Regions from separate parts of the Mus musculus genome. Here region 2 is linked to region 1. Evidence: chromatin contacts called from ENCODE Hi-C or POLR2A ChIA-PET data. All regions are on one chromosome and are shown on one strand. The core of a region is the stretch at or near the end of the contact, and the rest is flanking DNA. Distances in the headings are between cores, read along the strand shown. Region 1 overlaps Lhpp (phospholysine phosphohistidine inorganic pyrophosphate phosphatase). Region 2 overlaps Fam53b (family with sequence similarity 53, member B).

The links. Hi-C counts contacts between places; a loop is a spot of excess contacts on that map. ChIA-PET counts read pairs that join two places held with the same protein, here RNA polymerase II (POLR2A).
Region 2: a map of heart shows a loop between it and region 1 (3-fold over the local background). The contact joins two enhancer-like sites. A Hi-C loop is called at or near these places in 8 of 37 maps with a recorded cell type or tissue (T-helper 17 cell, gastrocnemius and heart). POLR2A ChIA-PET finds 5 or more read pairs at or near these places in 1 of 5 experiments (Patski).

The regions. Positions count from the first base shown.
Region 1 is chr7:132,671,401-132,676,435 of GRCm38, reverse strand. The region is part of intron 6 of Lhpp (phospholysine phosphohistidine inorganic pyrophosphate phosphatase); the gene reads right to left. Among named protein-coding and RNA genes, the nearest start is that of Lhpp, 63 kb to the right of the region's middle. Within about 2 kb of position 2,260, at least 1 of the 3 ENCODE cell types and tissues checked has a DNase peak (open chromatin) inside an H3K27ac peak, as active enhancers do; it is heart, where a contact is called at or near this core.
Region 2 is chr7:132,710,173-132,715,207 of GRCm38, reverse strand. It overlaps Fam53b (family with sequence similarity 53, member B), which reads left to right. Exons shown (of 5, transcript NM_001381858.1): 5 at 1-3,124. Among named protein-coding and RNA genes, the nearest start is that of Fam53b, 100 kb to the left of the region's middle. Within about 2 kb of position 3,052, at least 1 of the 3 ENCODE cell types and tissues checked has a DNase peak (open chromatin) inside an H3K27ac peak, as active enhancers do; it is heart, where a contact is called at or near this core.

The DNA of each region.
Region 1 (5,035 bases), core at 1,011-3,510:
TGATGGCGCACGCCTTTAATCCCAGCACTTGGGAGGCAGAGGCAGGCAGATTTCTGAGTTTGAGGCCAGCCTGGTCTACAAAGTGAGTTCCAGGACAGCCAGGGCTATACAGAGAAACCCTGTCTTGAAAAACCAAAAATAAATAAACAAATAAACAAAATACAAAAACAACAAAACAAACAACAACAAAAACTCCAGACCCCAAATTACCCATAATGCAGTGCTCCCTGTGGAAAAAGTATAGGAAAGTAGTTACCCCAGAGAGAGGCAGGGGTCTTGTGTAAGCTGGACACATCCTGTTTCTTCATAGGGGGCTGGTTACAGGGATGTGTCTTGCTCTGTCAAGATATACCAACTAGAGCCAGGCGAGGTGGCTTACATCTACAGATAGCACTAGGGAGACTGAGGACAGAGTTGCAATTCAGTCAGGGCCACCCAGTAGCATCCTGTCTGGAAGGAAGGCAGAAGGCAGACGGTATCCTTATGACACTTGCTTTTTAGTGAAGATAATTTAAAGAAGAAATGCATCTACTTAACATGTGCATCAAAGCTAATAACATCCAATAGCTGCTTGTACATGGGTGTGGGCATGTGAGCACTACATCTGTGCACTTACAGAAGTGCATGCCTAAATGTCTGCTTGTGTATTATATGGATGCATGTGTAGACACGTGATCATGTATGTTGTGAATAACACTTCAGCTTAGCAGAGGTCCTAAGTGACAGTCAGCAATGTAAGAGGTCAAGTGTCCTTTGTCAATAGTTCTGTCCACTGTCAAACTGGAGCGGTGGATTACGATCAGCTGGAGACACCAGTGACCCCGGAGGCCATGACACTAGGCATTTACAAGCATTGTTCTAGGCTGGGTGTCAGGCCAAGAATTAGGTTTGTATTTTCTGTTCCCTTCCCATGTATATGCCCATGTATAAATGGAGGAGCCTCAAGCCAGGAGAGGAGAGCTGAAGGCTAGCTGGGATTGGATGGCCAGAGTCCTTTGGCTAGTCTGAGAGCTGCAGGCATCACCTGGGTTGCACTGTCTCTCTTACTTAGCAATCCTTACCTTGGGTAAACCCGGGCCTGTGGCTACAGAGCAGTCAAGGAAGGACTAAGTCCCCTGGGATCTTGAAGTCCTCTTTAGGGACAATCAATTCAAATACAATCACAACATCAGAGGATGGGGCAAGAGGCAGGGGTGGACAGAAGCGGAGCTACAAGGGACCACACCTTCCGGGGGCACCAAGGCACAAACCCCAGCTCTGTGTTTCCAGAGTCCCAGAGAAATGCCCTCATCCTCACCCACACTGCTCTTGGCAGGGGCCTGGGACACAAGGACGACAGAGAGCTCTGCCTGGGGCTGGGGGTTCCAGCATCTGGCTGGCACCATCTGAAGGAGAGCTGGATGGATGCAGGCTCTGGATGCCTACTGGGGTACATTTTTCTAGGCCTGTGCCTACAGTAAAGAAATGGAGCAGGACCCTGCTCTCGACCCGTATGGGGAAATACAGTGGAAAGAGTCAGTATGGTTACAGTGAACTCTAAGCAGACCTCTTGATAGCTGCTCACCAGACTCTGCCTCCTTCATACGAGAGAAGAGCTAACTGCCCACCTCAAACACCTGAGTTCTGCAGGCGTTGTCCTATCAACCCTGCACAGAAGACCTGACTAGGCAGGCGTGAATTGTTCCTGTAGATGGGGCCCCTGCTCTGACACACTAGCTGGTTTTCACGGTATAAACGTTTCCATGGTGGATGTTCCAAGCTGTGAATGAACCATGACTCCGAGGACACAGGAAAATGAACAGTACTACCAAGCCGCTCCCAATACCCTCAGGCCTACAACCGTCATCCACACGCTGCTTAGATCACCAAGGACAAACAGAAGCAGGAATGACCTTCCTGCTCTCTAGCTTAATGGCCTCTGGCGGACAGGAAAGTGGCTTGTGTCTCTGGGAGGCAAGGATAACCCCTACTGAGTATAAGTTCCTTCTGGGACCCAGCCATTCTAAGCAGACTGCTGGCAGAGAGAAGGTGCCAAGAACTAGAGACTATTCAATACCATAGTCATCTCGAGGCTCTGTCCCCTTGGGGTAAGAGGAGAAGGTGCGTCTGGGGGCTAGGGCAGACTGGGAATCTCTGTGCTCAGCCACACCTGTCCCTGGGCCTCTCTCGCTGAGATACCAGAGGGTGGCATGGTAACTGCCCATAACAAACACTGCACAGCTGCCAAGGCTGGAGTTCCAGGCCACCCAGGGACAGGATGGGCCTCCGAGCCTGGTAACCGAGGCCCTCCGAGGACAGCAGAGGTCGCCCTCGCCTTTGTTGCCTTGGTTTTCTTGGCTCCTGAAGGCAGAAAGGTTTCTCTCCTTCACTCTTGTAACCAGATCATGTCGGCTGCAGCTGGAAGTCAGCAGCCTTGGTCCTGGCTCTGTCAGCCATCCTCCTTAGCTGCCGCCTGACCTTCAGCAAGGTCACTGTCCTGAGACAATGAATGGGATGCTTCTACCTGGATGTGCCAGCAAGTTCTCGCCCCACCCCTCCCTTCTTGCTTCCTTGTTACTGTTGGGGTTGCCATGTAGCCCACTGCCTCTTCAGCACTGGGATTAGAGGTGCCCATCATCAAACCTGGCAACCAGACCCCAAAGGACACAAGATCTGAGTGATAGCCTGGATATCTAGATACAGACTTTAAAATAGTGCTGGGAACTAAACCATAACCCTAAATAAAACCTGCAGCAGAGCCTGCAACGCCTTTAATCCCAGCACTTGGGAGGCAGAGGCAGGCAGATTTCTGAGTTCAAGGCCAGCCTGGTCTACAGAGTGAGTTCCAGGACAGCCAGGGATACACAGAGAAACCCAAATAAGTAAGTAGGTAAGTAAGTAAATAAATAAATAAATAAATAAATAAATAAATAAATAAATAAATCTTGCAGCAGAGACACACTGGTGGTTGTATTTGGGAGATTACAGCTTGTGCATAGATGCCTATATTCTTTTTACAAACATTTTCTTTCTTTCTTTCTTTCTTTCTTTCTTTCTTTCTTTCTTCCTTCCTTCCTTTCTTTCTTTCTTTCTCTCTTTAAAAAAAGGGGGGTCATGAATTTGAGAGATTGGGAGGTGAGAAGAGCAGGGGTGGAAGAAGGAAAGGGGAGGAAGAAAATGATGTAATTATATTTTAATTTAAAAAATACCTGAAACTTTTTTTTAATTTATTGGATGATACATATGTCATAGAACCCATGCCAAGGGTGTGTGTGGAGGTCAGAGGACAGATTTTAAAAACAAAAATGCTTCTCTCTTTCTACCATGAAGATCCCAGGAATTTATAATTCAGGTTGGCAGGCTTGGCAGCAAGCCCCTCTAGTAAATGAGCCATCTCACTGGCCCAAGGGTCTTCACTCTTTTATAGACTCCCACTGAAGGATGGCAAGGGAAGATGGCTCTCACTTCTGTAGGCAGATGTAGAACAAGTGGGCAGACAGGCAAAACCCTCCAGTGTAGCCAAAAGGTACTGTAAACCTGAAACTCCCCACCCACACGGTTTCTTGGCATGCTACAAGCCAAGAGAAGGAGAGCGAGGGTGGCAGGGAGGAAGTCTCTTCATAGCCTCAGATGGGTCTCACTGATGCTTATGGAGCACAGTACAGGGCACTAGAGACGTGTGGTGCAGGGCACAAGCCACACCACAGGGTGACGGCACTGCTGTGGAACCAGCACTGTCTTCTATGACAGCTGTGGCTTCACTCAAGTGCTCTCTGGTCTGGTGCCTGATGGGAGTGCAGGCTGGAACAGGGCGTGTCAGGGGAAGTCAGGGCAGAGCCCAGCAGCACAACAGTTGCACCAGTCACGAGTTCTCTCACAGCTTGGCAGGTCAGGCCTTCCAGCCCAGAGCAGCTGCCAAATGGCTTCCCAGGCCACATGAGATCGACCAGGTGGCTTCCTTTTTCAATATCCAACCTTTTCCTTAATAAACAATAATGTAACTCTACCAAACTTTGGAATTTAGAAACAGGAAGAAAACTCTCTCCGATTCCACAGCTGGGCATACCTCCCAGCCCAGAATCACTCCATACCCTGCCACCTCCCACTGGGGAAGCAGGGCGTGTGTCCAGCATTCACCCCTAGCAGATACTCCACAAATGCCTGCATGAAGGATGCTGACACCCATGTACAGACAGACAGACAGACAGACAGACAGACAGCTGGCTGACTCCAAGCCCCTACCTCTGCAACTCTGAAACTCCCTCCCCATGTAACATGTGTTCAAGGCCCATTGTTAGCATCTACGTTGGGTCACTGAAGCCATCTCCTTAGTATGCTACATGCAAGGGTTATTTTCTTTCTTGATACACTGTCAGTAAACTTCCCAAGGTATGTGTAGATTCACCCAGAGTTGTAAGAAATCTAAGTTACTCAATTCGCCCTAACAGCAGCATCTCGCTGTCAAAGCCAGCGTGCTGACCTCACTGGGGTGGAAGCACCTCCATGATCACCAGGATTCTTCACAGGGCGTCTTTGTTTATGTAGCTGGTTTTCTTTTCTGAGATTTATTTTTATTTATTTTATGTGTATGAGGACACAGCCGCTGTCTTCAGACAGGCCAGAAGAGGCCATCTGATCCCATTAGAGATGGTTGTGAGTCACCATGTAGTTGCTGGGAATTGAATTCAGGACCAAAGAGCAGTCAGTGCTCTTAACCACTGAGCCATCTCTCCAGCCTCTATGTAGTTGATTTTTTTTTTTTTTGAGTCATGTTTTTTATTTGTTCCTTTCTTGCATTTGACATTCTCTTTGATGACATCTTAGACTGAGAGTCGCTGCCACAGTGCTTTACCACGACACAACTGCAACCAACTGCTTTACAAGATGTCCCCTTTGGCTCCGATTCACAGAGGTCCATCTCTTTAGTTTCTTGTTATCAGCCTTAACTAGGTTGACCTGGTGCTCGGCACAAAGGGTCTCAGTAACGTGTACTCTAAGGTTCATCATGACTGGATGCAGGCATGCAAAGACGGGCTTCATGTTGGCCTAAGGGTCT
Region 2 (5,035 bases), core at 1,803-4,302, 38 kb before region 1:
GGCTTGGGAAGGTTCGGGAGACACCTCTTGTAGTGACAGCAGACCGTGTGGCCTTAATCCATTTGGGGCACTGGCAGGGATTCTGGGATAATCCATGTCCCATTTTTCGGGATCAGGGGATAGTTAGGAATGACCAGAAGCCATCCATATTGGGTAGGCATTTGGTGGTTGTGTTGACTGAAAGGTGGGCCCACCAGCTCTCCCATGTCACCAAGAATCACCCACACCTCTGCCACCTCAGGGGCTGCCTTGGCAAGGCTGACATTGGTAGCCTTCCTTCTGTCCCCAGTCCCTGAGAGCTGAGCTCAGTGAATTCAGCTGTGTATAGAGATGTCAGTGGCAAGATGACCTCTTCATAGTGTCCTCAGGATCTACAAACAGGTGCAGAAGTCTCGGCCCTGTGTACATTCCTGGGTAGAGGGATGTCTGCTGGCTGCTTTGCAGGCTAGCCACTCTGCAGGCTCCTCTCTGTAGCAGTCTATGTTGGGGGCCTGCAAGCCTCCACCACATTCCTAGCACATTGTTGCTTGTTCACAGACACTGCTGGCTTTAATGAAAGCATACCACCGTTGGCTTCAAGACACCCCCCACCCCCAGTCCACTGATGTGAGCCTAGCCCCAGGCTCTCCTCTGCAGGCCCAGCCACAGCATGGCTTGAATCACACTCCCCCTTGCAGCTCCTCACTCCCAGCATAATTCCCAGAGGGCATCCGTTCCGGCAGCTCCCCTCAGTCCTCCCTGCAGACATGCTACAGGGCTCTGCACGCTGGGACTCTGGCTTTTAGCAAACTTGGCATCTTCTGCAGACAATAGCAAGTGGGCTGGCTTACACAAGTGGCTTGTTTTCCCATAAGGCTAAAAATAACTGGTGCATTCTCTTGGGTTTGCGGACATGTGATCTAGGCACATTTGTAGTTGCTCTGCTGTGCCTACCCTCTGAGATTTCACTGTCTGCTGGCTGAGCCCAAATGGCTGTTACCTTTCTCCTAAAGAAAGACCTTGATGGGAACCTTTTGTTTCAACTTTAATTTGTCCATACACCAGAAGAACCGAGGCTCAAGTTCTGATGTATAAGGCAATGTTTCTCTAAAACCAGACCCAAAGTACAGGAAGCCCCGCTCCTATAACCCCAGGTTGGGTAGCCTGGTGGGTCCCTGTGGTGGTGGTCGGGGCCCAGCTGGCCTTGGGGGCACTGAGAAAGCAAAGTAGAAAGCTGGTGGAGGCATGACCTACAAGCCCTGCCTGGTGGATCACAGAGGAAGGTAGTTGAGAGGGCGTGGGATGCACACCCCAGTGCCCTGGTTCCCAGAAAGCCCACAGTGAGGGATTCTGTTATCTGAAAGAACTTTATGGTCCCTAAAGCTATTCCCACTCCCCCACCCCCCAGGAAAGGAGAGGCTGGGCTCTGTCCCCTGGTCTGCTTCACACAGGCTGTTAAGGCCAAAGCACAGAACAGTTGCCAGCTGCCTCTCCTGAGGACTGGGACCTGAGCTCCTGGTGGCAGGTGTGTGTCTTAAGGCTGATGTGTGGCCGGCTTGTCCGTAGACTAGCTCTCTTGAGCCTGCTGGCGGAAGGACAAACAGGAACTTGCTGAGTGACAGCTTCATCTTTGCTTCCTGCCTCTAGGAGACTGTTCCCTGGGCGGCAGTACTCCAAACCCGGGGTGGGGGTTGGCCCTTTGCAGTTTCCTCAGGCTTTTCTTGATGTCCCTGTCCCACTAAGGCCTCAGTCCAAGCACCCAGCAAAAGCAGCCAGAAAAGATGGTGGTAGCTTTTCTGCCTAGTGTGTTCATTTGCTTTCTGATGTTCTTTTCATCAAGTAAAGCAGGTTTTGTCTAGAAGGTTTCCAGTCAGCTTTCAGCAGTTGTGTGACCCAGACAGACCCATTCATCCACCCCATTCACTGGCCCCCAGACCTCTGGTCTTGGATCTCCTGGAAGAAGGTTCACCTGGGAGGTCCACTCTGTCTCCTGTGTGCGTGGCAGCACAGGCAGCAGGCAGACTGGCTCACCCGAGTGCCACACCCCAGAGAAGCTGAGGGTGGGCTTCACCACTCACCTGCCTAGGCAGCCTCCACCAAAGCCGACTGGGCCTCTTAGCACGTGACATCCCGTTCACTCCAGAAGCCACTGAACCGACAGAGTTGCCCTAAGCCGGGTACCTGACCTGAGTTCAGGGTAGCAGCCTAGACAGTTTACATGACTGCCCACTCCTGCCTTACTCCTGGGTGGTGAAGGTAGAAGCTGGCCAGCACCACGGGCTCCCTTCATGTAGGTCCATGGAACTTGTTCTGCCCACACATGCAGATGTGTATTCTCAGAAAGCCTTACTTTAAAAAAAAAATTTTTTTTTGTAGCAGGAAAGTTTTCTAAATTTGTATGCAGAAAGTTAAATAAAATGAAGGCCCACATTAAACAGGACATGCTCACTCCCCCAGTTTCTAGATGGGTCTCCTATGCAGACCAATGGCCATATTTTATTATGGGTTCATTTAGTGTTCACAGCAGTTAGAACTCACCCCTGGATCCTGCAACCCATTTCCACTGATGTGGTTAAAATTACTTGAATGATGGCCACTTAAAACGTAAGCCAGGGGCCAGGGCTCAGGGACGCTCCGCCCATACAACCCATGATGCTGCCCCTTGCCATGCCCATGCTGCTGGTCCCACCCCTGCCCCTGGTGCCAGGCCTCTGAAGGAGGCAGAGAAAGATACTCTAGAATTGCAGACTGATGGAGCTCCTTTAGGCTAGATAGGATAGCCTGACGTAGCATAGTCTCATTGGCAAATGAACTGCATCGTCAGTGTTTGGGGGCACCCAGGGGTCAGGGACAGATGAGCCCACAGGCCGTGCTAGGGCCACGTGTGCCGTCCCAGCCAGGCAGCAGCAGCAGCAGCAGCAGCAGCAGCGGTACTGTTTGAGGCAGTGTGGTGAATGGCGTGGTGAGCCAGAACCCATCAGGGCTGCAGCCTGTAGGCTGCCCATGCTGGGTCTGCTCGTTAGCACCACGCACCATCGCCTGCCTCCCCCCCTGACAGGCCGTGACTGTCTTGCACTACAGCCACTCTAGTCTCAGGAATTTGCTTGTTCCTTTTACTGTGTAAATAAAGCTTCCTGGTCCAACACCCGGCTGCCTGCGCATGGCTGTGTGCTTTTTGTTGGGGGCAGTGAACCAGCAGCTCTCCTGTCAGCTCTGGACTGGGAGAACTGCGGGACGGACTTCTGTCCCCATGCCTCAGAGAGAAGGCGAAATGCTGGGTGGCTGTGGGAGTAACTGCTGCCCATAGCCACAGCCGCCATCGCAGGGAGCCGCAGAGGAGCCAGAGACATTGGCATGGGGGGGGGGGGGCATGGTGTGCTGCTACTTCCAAGGGAGCAGGAGAGGAAGCTGCCCTGGCTGAGAGGCAGGCCACTAAAGAGACCCTGGAGGCCGTAGAGCTGGGCTGTCAGCTCAGGGCCTCGCCCCCGCGGAGGGCAGCGCAGTTCAGAGCTCTGCTTCTTGGGCTGTGGAGATACTAGAACACACAATTCACCCCTGGGATGGGCACACAATCCAGTGCTTACCCTCCAAACCAGACACCTGAGTAACTACAGCTCAGGAGAGCACTGTGTCTGCAGTCCTGAGGACCCCAGCAGAGAGGTACACTTAATGTCTGTCACCCAGTGTTGGTCCCTGTAACTGACCATGGAATGTTCTCCCAGAGCCTCTGCTATGGCCAGACCATCATAGTCTGGAGGTGACATCCTGGACCACTCTTCTGTTTTGCTGCTTTGGCAACAGATCCCTTGTCAAACTATATGTGAGTGTGTATCTTAAGAGGCGGTGGACAGAGAGATGGCTCCGTGGTTAACCAGAGGACCCAGAGTCAATCCTCAGCGCCCATACAGGAGCCATAATCATCTGGATTATATATATAGTTCCAGGGGATACAGTGGCAGTGTACATGGCATAGGGACATGCAGGCAGAACATCCATAAACTACATACATACATACATACATACATACATACACACACACATATGAAAGAAAAAAGAAGTGTTCCAGAGTGGTGGCACATATCTGTAACCCTAGTCAGCACTCTGGAGGCTGAAGCAAGAGGATTGCGTATTTAAGGTCAGCTTGGGCTAAATATCAGGATCCTGTCTCAGAACTCCCCCCACAAAGCCACCCTTTGTGGTTGGGGGTGGGCGTAGCTTGGCAGGTAAAGGCCACCACATACACACTGGCACACACCCACACACCATATACACAGTTAAAATCAGGGCGTGAGAGCAAGGTCCCAGGCTGGCCATTCAGTCTTCCTAGGACACCAGCCTTCTGCCTTTCATATACGGTAAGTAGTTCACAATAGCAGGACAGAGGGCAGGAAGGCCACAAGCACAGTCCTGCTCCTTAGATTCACAATGGCCTTGAATGACCCAACTGCCCCCCTAACCTGCACCTCCTACTCTCCAGTGGTACCAGCCTCGTTCTAGCCCTGCCCCAGCTCAAGTTGACAACATGCACAGGACTCTGTCCTGATGCCTCCCCACACTGCTGTCTCCTGCACCAAATATGAGGTCTTCTGAAAATAGGATCCTGTTCGCAGCCAGGCTTGGGCTCACTCGATGCCCTGTTGTCTGACAGCAGTAGGCCTCAGCGTTCTGCAGTCCCCAAGCCCGGCTGGTTCAGGGGTCCACCCATCTAGGGATGTTCCCAATCACTAAGTAGGCCCCCTGTCTATACACGGAATGGTGGGCCAACGGGCTTCTGGGAGAGCAGCTCTTTCCCAAAATGTGGGTAGGGAAAAGTCCCTCCCCACAAAATGCCCAACCTGGGCAGTGACCTTCAAGTGGCTACTGTTTTTTGTTTTTTGTTTTTTTAACTTTTTGGTTGTATTTCCTACGTAATAATGCTCCTACAACCCCAAAACTTGGTGCAAAATGCTCAGTCTGCCTATTATCCATGGAAAAGCTGGTGTGATAATGATAATCACACTGGCTTGTAAGGTGGGTCCCTGAGCACCCTGTAGACTCAGCACATGGTTGGGTCTTC